Regions from separate parts of the Homo sapiens genome. Here region 2 is linked to region 1. Evidence: read pairs that join two places in POLR2A ChIA-PET (ENCODE). Cell type or tissue: OCI-LY7. All regions are shown on one strand.

Region 1 (8,000 bases):
GTTCAAGCAATTCTCCTGCCTCAGCCTCCCAAGTAGCTGGGATTACAGGTGTGTGCCACTATGCCCAGCTAATTTTTTTTGTATTTTTAGTAGAGACGGCATTTCATCATGTTGGCCAGGCTGGTCTCGAACTCCTGACCTCAAATGATCCGCCCATCTCGACCTCCCAAAGTGCTGGGATTACAGGCGTGAGCCACTGCATCCGGCTGTCACTTCCTTTCTTAAATCTTCCAACATGCTTACCGTGGCTGGTGAGGCTGTCCATGGTCAAGCCCCTGCCTGCCCTCCGTCCCTGTGCCCTTTACCTTGGTCTAGTGGCACTGGCATCCAGCTGTTCCTCAAACAGGGCAAGCCCCTTCACACTCAGAGCATCTGCACTTGCTCTGCCTGCGGCTTGGAGGGTATTCCTCAGACCCTTGTAAGTTCACTCCCACGTTTTATGCAAGTCTCTACTCAAATGTCATCCCAGACTGCCCTTGTCTAAAATAGCTACCTTCACCTACACCCATCCCTCCTTATTCCTTTACCCTGTTTGTCTTACTTCTGGATCCACTCAGTTTCACTGGGACAGGGGACTTTGTTTTGTTTACACAGCTTTCCTCGTGCCTGGAGCAGCCCTGTTCACAAGTGGGCATGTCAGTGAGCATGGGATGATCACCCTGGCACTCTATCTAAAAATCTTATTGATGGGAGATTCTCTGTATCAGATGCTGCAAGTAACAGCTTTATATCCTCAGAAGGGATCAGGCAAGAAAATGAGCCATTCCATGAGAGGAATTAAGATTTCTTGATTGATTTCCTTCCTTCCTTCCTTCCTTCCTTCCTTCCTTCCTTCCTCCCTCCCTCCCTCCTTCCCCCCTCCCTCCCTCCTTCCCTCCCTTCCCTCCCTTCCTTCACTTCCTTCCCTTTCTTCTTTTCTTTTTCTTTCTATGTGTGTGTGTGTGTGCGCGCGCGCGCGTGTGTGTGTGTGTTTTAAGAGAGATGGGGTTTCACCATGTTACCCAGGCTGGTCTCAAACTCCTGGCCTCAAGCGATCCCCCTGCCTCGGCCTCTCAAAGTACTGGGATTGCGGCCTAGGGATGCGAATTTCAAGGAATGTGAAGACAGGATTGCTTTGAAAAACAGATAAAAGATCATTGCTGCATGTGGAGCCTTCTGGGTGAGAATAACCGAGGAACAGTGAGCAGAGGAGTAGCCAGAGAAGGAGGGAGGGAAAATGCTGCTGCTTAGGCCTGACCCTGGCCCATTGCCTCATGCTGCTCAGTGTTACGGGTAAAGTCAAGCAACTGAGCATGCCTCTGAGAGGTAGGCATTTAGAAAACTTCGAACACGTTCATTAAGAAGGTATTTTTACTATGGATAAACTTGGAAAAATAAGCCTTGCTAAGTAAAAATAGAATGTGTGTCCCTTAGTGAACGTTTCTGGTTTCTGGTTTGGGTTTTAAGTGGGGTACGACATACCCACTTGAACAGGACTAAGGCGTTTTGCCATTACGCCACATGGTCCATAGAAATATCCACGCCGCTTAGAGTTCTAGCTCAATTAAAACTGGGAGTCCTGATTCAGACTTGGAAGCTGCTCCTGTTCAAACCCACTACTACGCTGTGAGTTTAGAGGAAACAGGATTTGTCACAGGCATGTTTGCTGGAAGCTCCCTCTTTCTTTGCCCTTTTCAAGTCTTTTTGTTTCTTTGTTTGCATCTGTGGAATCTGAGTTTTATTTAAAATTCCAGATGGTTGACTGTTCTCAGTTGAGTGTTTATTCTTATGTTTTTTTCTACTTTTTTTTTTTTGAAAGGGCTGTTCTCACATCAGTGCCATATTTTGCTCTTTTAACTGTTAATGGTTTAATATCTATATAAATAGCAAAAATGAGCAGCTGTTGTACCTAATTGCAGTGTGAATACTAAACATTCTCATAGCATTTGTGTGAGTTTGTCTGTTCTGTCTGTGATTTCTTGCAGTTCAGTAAAATTGTCTCAAAAGCTTTGCCATTGTCGTTTTTCTTAAAGTTAATGCTTGCTTATTTTAGATTCTCTGTGATTTTTTTTTTTTTTTAATCTCAGCCACCTCTGTTCACTGGGAAATTTCTTTAAAAAATTTGAAGGGTGATTTGATCTGTGTAGACTTTTATTTCAACTAAAAAGTTGAAATAAGTAAGTGTAGCTGTCACCCCAGAAACTATTAGGGTTTGGGTTTTTTTGTTTGTTTGTTTGTTTTAGCTTATTATTATGTTTTAAAAGAAACTAAAAGCATCTTATGACAGCAGAAAGTAAGAAGCATTTCTCTGGGTCTCTAGAGATGGCATTTCCTGTCTCTTTTCTGATAGGAGAGAAAGGAGCTGTGATGACTTCATTCTATGGCTCCAAAAGAAGCACTTTTTATCTTTGTCCGGAGAACAATTCCTCCTTCTTTAGTGCTTGCAGGCACACTTTTTAGACACACACTTGCTCACTGTCCAGAAAAGAAATGTTCGGCCATTGTTGGTAAACAACAAATACATCTGGCAAAGCTGGTTTATTTGTTTAACTTTGTAACTGTTAAAATAGCTTTTCCGGTGAAAGCAGCGAAGATAGAGCTAGAAACAAACCCCAGCTATTCAGGTCATGGTAGGCACAGAGCACAAAGGAGGGCTTTTGTTCCCTCCCTTAATTTCCTGAAGGATCCCCCAGCACGGATAGTTTTTCGTATGTTATGGCCAAATAAATGATAGAGGGACAGGTACTGTGAAAAAGGCTGGGGCTGGGCATGGTGGCTCATGCCTGTAATCCCAGCACTTTCGGAGTCTGAGGCAGGCATATCACTTGAGGTCAGGGGTTCGAGGATAGCCTGGCCAACATGGTGAAACCCTGTCTCTACTAAAAACACAAAAATTAGCCGGGCGTGGTGGCGCATGCCTGTAGTCCCAGCTACTCAGGAGGCTGAGGCAGGAGAATTGCTTGAACCCAGGAGGCGGAAGTTGCAGTGAGCCGAGATTGTGCCACTGCACTCCAGCATGGGTGACAGAGACTTGTTTTTTTAAAAAAAAAAAAAAAAAAGGCTGGAAGGAAGGAAGATGGGCATCACCCACAATCTCCTAAGCCCCATGAAATGGTACGATGATAATTGCAGTTTTCAGGTAGTGGTTTAATAATGTGGGGAGAGGTGTGGCTGAGCAGTCTTCATGAGAGATAACTTACCAGTAAATTCAAGGTGCACACCGTGCCTTAAACACAAATGCATATTTATTATATATTTACACTAAGGAGTGGCAAGGGAACCACTCTATGGATTTTTCAATCAAAATCATCCCTCGTGTTTTTAAAATAAGACTTTTTTTTTTAAGACTCTTGTCTTCAGAGATTTATTTTATATGAAAGTCAGGTGACATGTCCCAGGCAATGCCTGTCATTGTCTGCTGGGCTTCTGTGCATTTCCTGTCTCCACCCACAGCATTGCCCCAAGCTGGAGGGAGCTTTCACTTTGTTAAAACATTCACTTTCAGAGGTGCTGGAGAGATAGATCGTCAACCTCGAGTACAGCTCTGAATTGGTGCTGGGGTTTTCTCTTTTTGTTCCTGTCTTTGAATCTCAAAGTAAAACTTTTGGGAGCGGCTGCATCTCTTCAGCAAACTGCGTAACTCGGTGCTCCGGCTTAGGAAATGGGATCTTTCTCTTCGCAGAGAAGTCACCCGATAAAGACTTTCAGGACCAGAGGTGCCTTCCAAAAAGGGCACAGTTGAGCCCAGATGGTTTGAAATTGACGCTCTGGTCTCTGGGGGGTCCTCCCTGAAAGCGTGGCTTTCAGAAAACCCGCTTGTATTTTCTATACGTTCTCCACTAAGGTCCAGAGTTTCCCTAACCCTGTCCTTGGCTCTACTTCTTAATTCTCCCACAGCCTGGATCCCTTCTTTTCTGTTCTATCCTTATGTCCATTACAAGAGCTGAAAAACGAAGCCCCAAGGGGCTCCCCCTGGGTTTGCAGAGACCAAAAAATTGCTGGATAGATAAAACTGACTGCAAAGAGGCGCTTAAAACAGTGAAACTCGACCTCAAAAGAGAGACAAGAAAACATTCCCTTATAAAGGAGCACTGTTCTAAATCTGATGTTGTCTCTGCCTTCCCAGCCTTTCCAGTTGTCAGCTCCATTTTCTGACTCCGCTAAATCCTAGGTTCTGACGAGGTACGGGAAAAGCTCCGAGGCTCTACCTAGTGGACCTCTTTGTTTTTATCCTTCCTTCACCTGACCTTCTCTGCAGTGCACCCCTAACACCAATGCTTACCTTGTGAGCCAGAAAACAGACAGCACATTCAAACTCAGTAATTGAAGGAAGGTCGGTTATTAAAAGGAGCATTTACAACGTGGCGGATAGAGTTTAGGAAAAGCAGTGAGGATGGTTCAGTACCCTGGAGCAAGTCACAGTGGGGAGCTGATGTTGCCCCCAGGCCTCACAGGGCTGGAGGAGCCTTCCAGGAATTTCACAGATGAGGAACTTCTGAGGTTAGCTGCATGCGGGGCACTGCCTGACTGGAGCTGTGCCCTTTGGTCCAAGGACCCAGCCAACCTGTATCATCTCAGTGAGGAGAAGCTGCAGGTACAGTTTCCTGCCCTCTGATCACTCAGAACATCCTTGTGGCAAATCTCATCAGAACCAGAGGGCAAGGGTTCATGAGATCCCTGCATGTCAGTCTCTGGGGACCCAGACAGGGTGGAGAATGCACCTGGGAAATTTGCAGGACATTGACCAAGTCAGCGATGGTACAGTGTGGAAGGATACTAAAAGATTTAGGGGCCGGGCACGGTGGCTCACGCCTGTAATCCCAGCACTTTGGGAGGCCGAGGCAAGCGGATCACTTGAGGCCGGGAGTTCGAGACCAGCCTGGCCAACATGGTGAAACCCTGTCTCTACTAAAAATACAAAAAATTAGCTGGGCGTGGTGGGTCGCACCTGTATTCCCAGCTACCAGGGAGGCTGAGGCAGGAGAATCACTTGAACCCGGGAGGCAGAGGTCACAGGGAGGCAGAGGTCTCAGTGAACCGAGATCACGCCACTGTCCTCCAGCCTGGGCAACGGAACAAGACTCCGTCTCAAAAAATAAAATATATAAAGGATTTAGGGAACTGGTGATTTTAGGTCACTGAACAAAAAAAAGACACCATTCTCTTAACATTTCTGCATATTTCTAGCACTTCCTTCCTTGGGATCTTTGTCTTCTTTGGTCTCCTGGCTTTAACTATCCACTTTATACTGAAGACTCCCAAACTGGTCTTTAGTACAGACCGCTCCCTAAGCTCAGATCCACAAGTCCAAGTACATATTAGTCTCTCTACTTGTTTGTTTGTTTGTTTTTCGGGGGTTTTTTTGAGATGGAGTCTCTATCTGTCACCCAGGCTGGAGTACAATGGTACTATCTCGGCTCACCGCAACCTCCGCCTCCCAGTTCAAGTGATTCTCCTGCCTCAGCCTCCCGAGTAGCTGGGATTACAGGCATGCGCCACCATGCCTGGCTACTTTTTGTATTTTTAGTAGAGACGGGGTTTCACCATGTTGCCCAGGCTGGTCTAGAACTCCTGACCTTTGGTGGTTCGCCCACCTTGGCCTCCCAAAGTGATGGGATTACAGGCATGAGCCACCACGCTCGGCTAGTCTCTCTACTTGGGAGTCTCATAGAAATATCAGCCTTAACACATGTGAAACTACGTGTATGATCTTCCTCCTCAGACCCACTTCTCTCAGTCTTCCTTCTCCTAAAGCTCAGACTGACAACCTCGGAGTCACCCTGGGCAGCTCATTATTGCACATCTCATCTTATCTCCCAGAAAATCCTGGAAGTTTGGGTGATCAAAAGGTGCCCAAAACCTGACCCCTCTCACCACCTGCACTGCTCGCTACCTACAACCTGTCCAAGTTGCAGTAATCTCCAGGATTGTTACAAAAGCCTCCCACCATCTGAAATCTTTCCTTCACAACATCTTAGAGTTACTCATCGACTCTGGTTCATTCAGGCAAAAAAGCCTACAAGACCCTATACAACTCCCTCTTTCTTCTCTGACCTCATATGATATTCTCCCCGAGGCTCCTCCAGATCTGGCCGCCAGGTTAACACCACACCAGAGCCTGCCTCAGGGCCTTTGCAGATGGCCAGGAGGGAAATTTATCTTTATATTTAAAATAATCTAATAATGAAAACAGCCATGCACACAAAACACTCAAAACTCTTACTCAAGTGTTTATAGCAGCAATTTTCTTTTTCTTTTTCTTTTTCTTTTTCTTTTTTTTTTTTTTTTTTTTGAGATGGAGTCTTGATCTGTCACCCAGGCTGGAGTACAGCAGCGCGATCTCGGCTCAGTGCAGTGCAACCTCCAGCCCCCTAGGTTTTAAGCAATTATCCTGCCTAAGCCTCCGGAGTAGCTGAGATTACAGGTCCACGCCACCACGCCCGGCCAGTTTTTGTATTTTTAGTAGAGACAGGGTTTCACCATGTTGGCCAGGCTAGTCTCAAACTCCTGACCTCGTGATCCGCCCACCTCTGCCTCCCAAAGTGCTGGCCTGGCCGCATTTTTCATAATAGCCCAAACCTAGAAACAACTCTGATGTCTATCAACTGTTGAATGGATAAACAAAATGTGGGATAGCCACATGATGGAATAATCATTTGGCAATAAAAAAGAATGGAGTACTGATACATGTGACAATGTCGACCTTGAAATCATGCGAAGTGGATATGAGGAGATAATGAACACATCCCAGTTACCAAAGGCCTCAGACCATGTCTCCATTCATAGGAAACAGCCAGAATAAACAAATCCACAGACAGAAACAGGCTCCCTAGGGCTGAGGAAGATGGAGGGTGACGGCTAGTGGGTACAGGTTTCTTTTAGGGGTGATAAAAATATTCTAAAATTGGTCGTGGTGATGGTTGTACAGTTTTGTGAATTGCTTAGTTTAAATGGTAAATCAGATCATATCTGAATCATATCTCAAAGCAGTTAAAAAAGATGAAGCGATCGCTGTCTTAAAACATTCCTGTCGTTTTTCCAAGTGGCATATATGTCTTCAAATTTTATTTTATTTTTTTATTTTTTGAGACCGAGTCTTGCTCTGTTGCCCAGAGCTGGAGTGCATTAGCACGATCTCAGCTCACTGCAACCTCTGCCTCCCAGGTTCAAGCAATTCTCCTGCCTCAGCCTCCCAAGTAGCTGGGATTACAGGCACGCACCACCACGCCTGGCTGATTTTTGTCTTTTTAGTAGAGATGGGGTTTCACCATATTGGCCAGGCTGGTCTTGAACTCCTGACCTCATGATCCACCCACTTCAGCCTCCCAAAGTGCTGGGATTACAGGTGTGAGCCACCGTCCAGCCTATTTTATTTTTTTGAGATGGGGTCTCATTCTGTCACTCAGGCTGGAGTGCAGTGGCACGATCACGGCTCACTGCGGCCTCAACCTCCCAGGCTTAGGTGAGCTTCCAACCTCAGCCTCCCAAGTAACTGACTACAGGTGTGCTCACCACCATGCCTGGCCTGTCTTCAAATTTTATACAGTTGTACCTAAAGCTGTAAAGGGAACTCTGTGACTGCTTTTTTTCCCCCCAAGTGAAACTTGTTTCATCTGTGATGACTATTCTTGTTTTCGTTTCCACATTAAGCTTTTTATTCCCTTTTCCTTTTTTTTTTTTTTTTTTTTTTGAGGCAGAGTTTCACTGTGTCATCCAGGCTGGAGTGCAGTGGTGCAATCACAGCTCAATGTGGCAGTGTCAACCTCCCTGGACTTAGGTGATCCTCCCACCTCAGCCTCCAGAGTAGCTGGGACTATCAGTGTGTGCCACCACATCCAGCTAATTTTTCTATTTTTTTGTAGAGTGGGGGGTCTCACTGTGTTGCCCAGGCTGTCTTGAACTCCTTGGCTCAAGCGATTCTTCTTCCTCAGCCTCCCAGGGTTCTGGGATTACAGATGTGAGCCACCGCACCCGGCTACCCCTTTCAACTCTTAAATTTCTTTGGAGCATACATACTAGAG
Region 2 (8,000 bases), 740 kb before region 1:
TCCACTTTGCCATTTTCTTGTTTTAGGTGAGCCCCATGCCCAATGCCCAGACTCTAGTATTTTTTTCTAGAGATGCACTGTATTTTTTTTTTTTTTTTTTTTTTTGGAGACAGAGTCTCACTCTGTCACCCCGGCTGGAGTGCAGTGGCACGATCCCGGATCATTGCAACCTCCACCTCCCGGGTTCAAGCGATTCACCTGCCTCAGCCTCCTGAGGGATTACAGGCACCCACCACCACGCCCAGCTCATTTTGTATCTTTAGTAGAGATGGGGTTTCCCCATGTTAGCCAGGCTGATCTCAAACTCCCGACCTCAGGTGATCCGCCCGCCTCAGCCTCCCACAGTGCTGGGATTACAGGTGTGAGCCACCGCACCCGGCCAATGCACTGTACTTTAAAAATGCCTGTATAATACTGTAGAATGATACTTTTTTTAAAAACCGAGGCACAGTCTCAAGAGGTCCTGAGAACATAGGCCCTGAATGATACTGTTAAGGGCTTAAAAACTAGAATCCAAAGCCTGGCAAATGCCTGACAATCGGAAATAAATATTGCTTGGCTGGGTGTGGTGGCTCACACCTGTAATCCCAACACTTCAGGAGGCCAAGGCAGGCAGATCACCTGAGTTCAAGAGTTCAAGAGCAGGCTGACCAACATGGCGAAACCCCATCTCTACTAAAAATATAAAAATTCAGCTGGGCGCAGTGGCTCATTCCTGTAATCCCAGCACTTTGGGAGGCTGAGGCGGGCAGATCACGAGGTCAGAAGATAGAGACCATCCTGGTTAACACAGTGAAACCTCGTCTCTACTAAACATACACAAAATTAGCTGGGCATGGTGGCACGTGCCTGTAGTTCCAGCTACTCAAGAGGCTGAGGCAGGAGAATCGCTTGAACCCGGGAGGTGGAGGTTGCAGTGAGCCAAGATTACGCCACTGCACTCCAGCCTGGGTGACAGTGAGACTCCGTCTCAGGAAAACAAACAAACAAACAAACAAAAAAATTAGCTGGGCGTGGTGGTGGGTGCCTGTAGTCCCAGCTATGCAGGAAGCTGAGGCAAGAGTATCACGTGAACCCGGGAGGCGGAGGTTGCAGTGAGCTGACATCCCGTCACTGTACTCCAGCCTGGGGGATAGGGCGAGACTTTGTCTCAAAAAAAAAAAAAAAAAAAAGTAATATTGAGTAATATTGTCATATATTGAATAAATCCCTTCAAGTTCATATATCTTCATTAAAAGTGATTCAGTTAAAGCAACCCCCCAAGTTGCTAAAGGGATTCAGTACCATGTAAAGATTTCAGTTTATTCCATTAAAAAAAAAAAACACAAAACACCTACTGGAATTACACTTAACAATGGCGCCCTCTAGTGGGCCACTGCAAGGAAATAATCACCAATAATTGCTTTTAGATAAGCAATTTTGTGTTAGTTCCACTTAATAGGTAATCACCATTCAGCAGATACTGGATGAACAGCATGGGCTGGCAGGCTGGGAGACACCAAGTGAGGAGGGTAAATAAGCTGACATATGGCCCTGGGGAAAACCAAACCCAGCTACTCAGGAGGCTGAGGCAGGAAGATTGGCTGAGCCCAAGTCTATAGTGAGCCATGGTCATGCCAGTGTACTGCAGCCTGGATTACAGAGACCTTGTCTCTTAAAAAAACAAAACCAAACTTGACTCAGACTCCCACTCTTTGCCATTCCCTTCTCTCCAGAGATATACAGCCTGGATAACCTCAAAAACATGACAGGTCGATCCATCTAAAGCTGCAACACAGCCTATAGAATATTCAATTGTCTGCAAACTCCCCAAAACTAGTAATACAACTTGGGATAGGAAAAACAAAAAAAGAGGCCAGGAGCTGTGGCTCACACACATAATCCCAGCACTTTGGGAGGCAAAGGTGGGTGGATCGCTTGAGCCTGGGCAACAACAAAAAAATTCGTAAAAATAAAAAAAATAGGCAGCGTGTGGTGGCTCATGCCTGTAATCTCAACACTCTGGGAGGCTAAGGTGGGAAGATGGCTTGAGCAGGAGGGTTGCTTGAGGTCAGGAGTTCAAGACCAGCCTGGGCAACATAGTGAGACTTCATCTCTGCCGAAAAACAAAAAACAAAAACAATTAGCTGGATGTGGTGGCTCAGCACCTGTAGTCCCAGCTACTCAGAAGGCTGAAGTTGGAAACTGGTTGAGACCAGGAGGTTGAGACGTGATTGTGCCACTGCAGTCCAGCCTAGGTGACAGAGCAAGACCCTGTCTCAAAAAAAAAAAAAAAAAAAAAAAGCCAGGCATGGTGGTACGTCACATGCCTGTGGACCCAGCTACTCGGGAGGCTAAGATAGGTTCACTTGAGCCTGGGAGGTAGAGGCTCCAGTGATCTGTGATCCATGCCACCCCACTCCAGCCTGGGTGACAGAGTGAGACCCTGTCTCAAAAAAAGAAAGTGAGGTAAGAAGTTGTTTATTGTGTTGTTATAGAGAAGCATACCATTTAATGAAAAAGAGCCAAGTTGTATTTGAAAGTTATCAAATGCAGTGTTCAAAGTTACTACCATTGAGACTGTCCTAGGTTTACGTGGAGTAGTTAGGGCTCTGTCGGAAGGCATTTTGTCAGCCAAGCCCTTCCTCAGCTGTCCTCAGCTCCTTATTATTACCCGGAACAAAAGAACAGAAAACAATGATGTTAAGACATCTATAGCTGGGCTCAGTGGCTCACGCCTGTAATCCCAGCACTTTGGCAGGCTGAGGCGGGGGGATCACAAGGTCAGGAAATCAAAACCATCCTGGCCAACATGGTAGAATGCCACCTCTACTAAAAATACAAAAATTAGTTGGGCGTGGTGGCACGTGCCTGTAATCCCAGCTACTCGGGAGGCTTAGGCAGGAGAATCGCTTAAACCCAGGAGGCGGAGGTTGCAGTGAGCCGAGATCGCGCCACTGCACTCCAACCTGGTGACAGAGCAAGACTCCGTCTCAAAAAAACAAAAAAAAAAAAGACGTCTATAAATATCAAAAAATATGGCTGGGTGCAGTGGTTCATACCTGTAATCCAAACACTTTGGGAGGCCGAGGCGGGTGGATCACAAGGTCAAGAGATCGAGACCAGCCTGCTCAACATGGTGAAACGATCTCCACTAAAAACACAAAAATTAGCTGGGCGTGTTGGCGCATGCCTATAGTCCCAGCTACTTGGGAGGCTGAGGCAGAATTGCTTGAACCCAGGAGGTGGAGGTTGCAGTGAGCCGAGATCGAGCCACTGCACTCCAGCCTAGCGACACAGCGACACTCTGTCTCAAAAACAAACAAACAAGTTTGCCACATATGTGAAGACAGCGCTTGCATATAGTGTCCCTTTTTTTTTTTTTTTTGAGACAGTCTCACTCTGTCACCCAGGCTGGAATGCAGTGGCACGATCTCAGCTCACTGCAAGCTCCACCTCCCGGGTTCACGTCATTTTCCTGCCTCAGCCTCCCAAGTAGTAGAGCTACAGGTGCCAGCCACCATGCCAGGCTATGGTTTGTTTTTTCTGTATTTTTAGTGGAGACGGGGTTTCACCATGTTAGCCAGGATGGTCTCGATCTGACCTTGTGATCCACCCACCTCAGCCTCCCAAAGTGCTGGGATTACAGGCATGAGCCACCACGTCCGGCCGCCTTTTCTTTTCCTTTCTTTCGAGACAGTCTCACTGTGTCACCTAGGCTGAAGTGCAATGGTGCGATCTCAGCTCACTGCAACTCCGCCTCCCGAATTCAAGCGATTCTCATGCCTCAGCCTCCTGAGTAGCTGACTACATACAGGCTTGTGCCACCACACCCGGCTAATTTTTGTATTTTTGGTAAAGACGAGGTTTCACTGTATTGGCCGGGCTGGTCTTGAACTCCTGACCTCAGGTGATCTGCCCACTCAGCTTCCCAAAGTGCTGGATTACAGGCACATAGCACCCTTGTTTTTAAGAATGTTCCCCCAAACCTACATCAGGGCACCATTTTTAGATAGTCATCAGAAAAAACAATGCACAGGAATTCTCACATTCTTCAGCGAGAACTCTGGCGTCTTTTTATCTTTTAACTCTGAATCATCCACAAGTTAATGCTCCACACTACTTCAATTATAGGATGAAAACAGCTTTGCTTTCCCAGTCTCCATTTTTCTTTGCTTATTTTCTTCATGTTTATCTGAGTACATGGACCCAGAACATTCACTGTATTATCATGAATAATTCAGCATCTTACAAGTCACTCTCCAAGCAGGACAGATTAAGGCAGCCCGGTGTGGACATAATCACATCTATGGCTACAAGGAACACGCAACAGAAAATCAGATTCCAACCAAGCAAAAGGCTGCTTGTTTTTTTTTTTCTTTGAAACACAGTCTCGCTCTGTCACCCAGGCTGGAGTGTGGTACGCGATTTCAGCTCACTGCAACCTCCGCCTCCCAGGTTCAAGTGATTCTCCCACCTCAGCCTCCCAAATAGCTGGGACTACAGGTGCACACCACCACACCTGGCTAATTTTTTGTATTTTTAGTAGAGATGGGGTTTCACCTTGTTGGCCAGGCTGGTCTCGAACTATTGACCTCAGGTGATCTGCCCGCCTTGGCCTCCCTAAGTGCTGGGATTATAGGCGTGAGCCACCGTGCCTGGCCTGCTTGGTTAACTTTATTCTTCCAACTTTACCAGCTGCATTCTCAGTCATTTAAAGGATATAGGAATGGAGGCCAAAACAGACCATTTGGAGGTCAGGGATGCCATGTTTTCTATTGGGGCAATTTCATGGGGCACTGTGCCTTGTGAATGACAGTGAGTGGAAGACAAAGGATTCTCCATATTATTCCAGGATGGGAGCCCATTCGACTGTAACACTGTGCACTTTGAAAGAGCTGAAACTATTCCCTAATACCGGGACTCAGCTGGCAACCCAAGGAAGCACTGTTCATCTGCCACCCAGGCTTGGTGTTAGGACAGGAGAAAGCAGGCCTGTGGGCTGGAGGCCGTCACAGGGCCGTCAATGCAGACAAAGGGATGATCTCTCGAGTCTTTGCTGAGCCACATATGGGGACCACACATCACAGTCTTCACTCCTGCAAGGTCCACAGTCCCGTGCTTCTGGAGCACCTCCTTATCCCTCCTGTTCCAAAAGCCTCTGGCGTGTTTCCATCACAATCTCCTCCATTATTTCTGGCTTTAAGATGTCTTTGATCTGAAAAAGGGAAAAGGCATTTGTTCAGAAAAGAAACCAACCATAAACAGACCACCAAGCCAATCCAAACATAAATCAAGCCGTTAACATAAACTTTCTGTATTCCTTTCATGTCTCAGAGACTAAGCGTTACAAGATATGATCTGCTAGAAGCAGCCTAATAAATCAGCAAGATGCTCTGGGATATAGTCGACAAGAACAAAGATATTATTCTGACATTCATCCAAAAGCTGGCTGAAATTTGGGAGAGGTAAGATGTAGTCCAGAGGTTGCTCTCATAAACTAGTCCCACCTGACACCTCCTGCCCCAAAATCCTTAGACTGACACTAGGCATTGAGAATATTGCAAGTTTCTTAGGGAAAGATCTACCAGACACTCATTAAGGCTGTTTCAGGCCAGTTCATACTGACGGATGTTGGGAAAGTATTGGGGAGATGTGCATATTGTCTCTGAACAAACAACAGAGCAGCTCACAGATCAGTGAAGAAGGGAGAGGCCCTGGGGAGAGTACCTGATGTGGAAGGGATGCTTCATAGCAGTACAGGATGCTGGTATCATACAGCATCATCCTCTGAGTTACCAGCGAGATGATGCAGTTCCGAAGCCGGGATATCACCTCTCGATCAGCAAGAGAGACAGGCTATAAGGAGACACAGAGAGGGGAAGGGAAATACAAACAGGACCAAAATACGTGACCAGCCACAGAAATTCACAAATAAATCATTTATGACTCAGACAGTATCACCCTGGAACTCCAAATCAACCAAACAGCTAATTCCAAGGGAGATTAAAAGGAATGGGGCAGGGTGCAGTGTCTCATGTCTGTAATCCCAGCACTTTGGGAGGCCGAGGCGGGTGGATCACAAGGTCAGGAATTCAAGACCAGCCTGACCAACATGGTGAAACCCCATCTCTACTAAAAATAGATAAATTAGCAGAGCATGGTGGGGCACACCTGTAATCCCAGCTACTCAGGAGGCTGAGGCAGGAGAATCACTTGAACCCAGGAGGTGGAGCTTGCAGTGAGCCGAGATGGCACCACTGCACTCCAGCCTGGGCGACAGAGCAAGACTCCGTCTCAAAACAAAACAAAACAAAACAAACAAACAAAAAAACAGAAAAAGAATGGCTTCTTCACTGGCTCTTCGGCTATTACCCTGCAACTTTGCCACCTCCACCAACAAACACCAAACCATTCACTGAATTCATCTCCTTAGAAGAGAAGATAATATGGGCTTCATGAACATACCGTGATGGAAAGTCAAAGTGACTCAGCCTACACCAGTAACATAGCTAAAAACAACCAACTTCACTGGCCACAAAAACACAGCAAAGACTGAGCCCCCTCCATCCCACTGAAAATGGCCACAGTGTTTGCTCACCTCCAGGTTTGCAATGAAGCCCCCTGCTTCCTCTTCTTTGTGCTCAGGTGTTGGGTAAATCCAGATGAAGCCGTTGTTACCGAGAATCACTGAGGCACCACATGGCAAATCATGAAAGTGGGTCTTCTGCCGTTTCACCAGGGAGGGGGAAACCTGGACCAAAACCCCCTGACCTAGCTAAAGAAATATATCACGAAGCTAGGTCACTGCAAGATTGGCGGGATGAATGAAAAGGAGACTACAGAATATACATCCTAAGTATATTCAAATTGGTGTCCTTCCTGTTTATAATTGCTGTCGCCTACATGCATACACATAGTACACATTTTTGCAGAGAACGCTTTGGGACTCAGAGGCTATTCATACATCCCAGCAGAAGGTGACCTTCAATACTCTTCTCTGTCATTTCCCTTTGCAGTCTTCCTTGCACTCTAAGCCAGAACTCATGTGCCAGACATTAGAGAAGCTGAAGCCAATGAGGAAGTGAGCTGGAGCCTCCTGCTGGCCCAGGAGCACTGCGTTGTTCCATGACCCTAGCTCATACCTGAACCCCAAACACTCATCTTGCCTGTGAGATGTGTGCCTCTGGGTAGGTAAGGAGATGGGTGGAGCTGGGTGCAAATCCATGTCTGGTCCTGGCAGGACAGCTCAAGTCCACGTCCTGCCAAGGAAGAGTCCGCAGGACCCAGGGTTGTGAAAGTCAGCATACTGCAGCAGTCCTCTGCCTACTCCATGTACATCAACGTGGCTGTCTGCAGCCACTCCATTAAGGGAAGAGGTTTTTGTTCCACTCAGAAAATAAAAACGTTCACCCAGATAAAGCTAAGAGACTAGTAAATCCTAATTTGTTTTAGGAAGTATGCTCTCCTTAAAATAGTAAATAGCTTCAATAATGCAACCTCGTACAAGAAAAGCAGTGAAATTCCATTTAGAGGCTCAGATGACAGAGCAAGCTTTGCCAGCAATAACATCCACTGGACTGATTGGACGTTTGTCTAAGGGCTGTTTAACCAGACCCAGCCTGCCTTTGTTCCCAGGACAGCCTCAGCCCCAGTGCTGAGCTGCAGCGCCCCCTGGAGGAAGAGAGACAGCTGCACCTCCCAGCCCACAGTTGGAGGGGCTCTTCTGGTGAAAGTCAGTCTCCTTGGAGAAAAAGGATAAAACTTGTTCTTTACAAGGCTACTGACCCATGACCCTGTGAACCCTGACCGTCCTGATGTTACGTTTAAGGAACACGATCAGTTTGTGGGATGCCAGCCTCTATTAATGCTTAGCTACTGGGGTTCTTTAGGCCAGAATTCCAGAGAGCTATGGGGATTCAAAAATAGCCTTGTAGTCTCAGTCAGCAAACAGGAACATCAAGAGCCCGACTTACTTTTCCATATTTCAGGCTCCTCGTGTGCAAAGAGACAGCTCCGTC

What was found. ChIA-PET counts read pairs that join two places held together with the same protein. Peaks named below come from ENCODE experiments on the same cell type or tissue, not always from the same donor. Only the 100,000 strongest peaks of a DNase experiment are listed, where the experiment ranks them.
Region 2: POLR2A ChIA-PET joins it to region 1 with 7 read pairs; 2 of 35 experiments call an interaction of 5 or more read pairs at or near these places.

Annotation. Positions count from the first base shown.
Region 1 is chr9:129,958,655-129,966,654 of GRCh38, reverse strand. All of the region lies in intron 4 of FNBP1 (formin binding protein 1), which reads left to right. Among named protein-coding and RNA genes, the nearest start is that of FNBP1, 81 kb to the left of the region's middle. In OCI-LY7, no CTCF peak of the experiment used is centred here; DNase peaks (open chromatin) are centred at 2,334 and 3,434; H3K4me3 peaks cover 2,142 bases; H3K27ac peaks cover 3,359 bases.
Region 2 is chr9:130,700,891-130,708,890 of GRCh38, reverse strand. EXOSC2 (exosome component 2) reads right to left here. Exons shown (of 9, transcript NM_014285.7): 6 at 7,956-8,000; 7 at 6,581-6,757; 8 at 5,710-5,838; 9 at 3,999-5,197. The coding sequence ends at 5,117. Among named protein-coding and RNA genes, the nearest start is that of EXOSC2, 11 kb to the right of the region's middle. In OCI-LY7, CTCF peaks have their summits at 1,360 (motif pointing left), 7,439 and 7,656 (motif pointing left); DNase peaks (open chromatin) are centred at 1,360 and 7,640.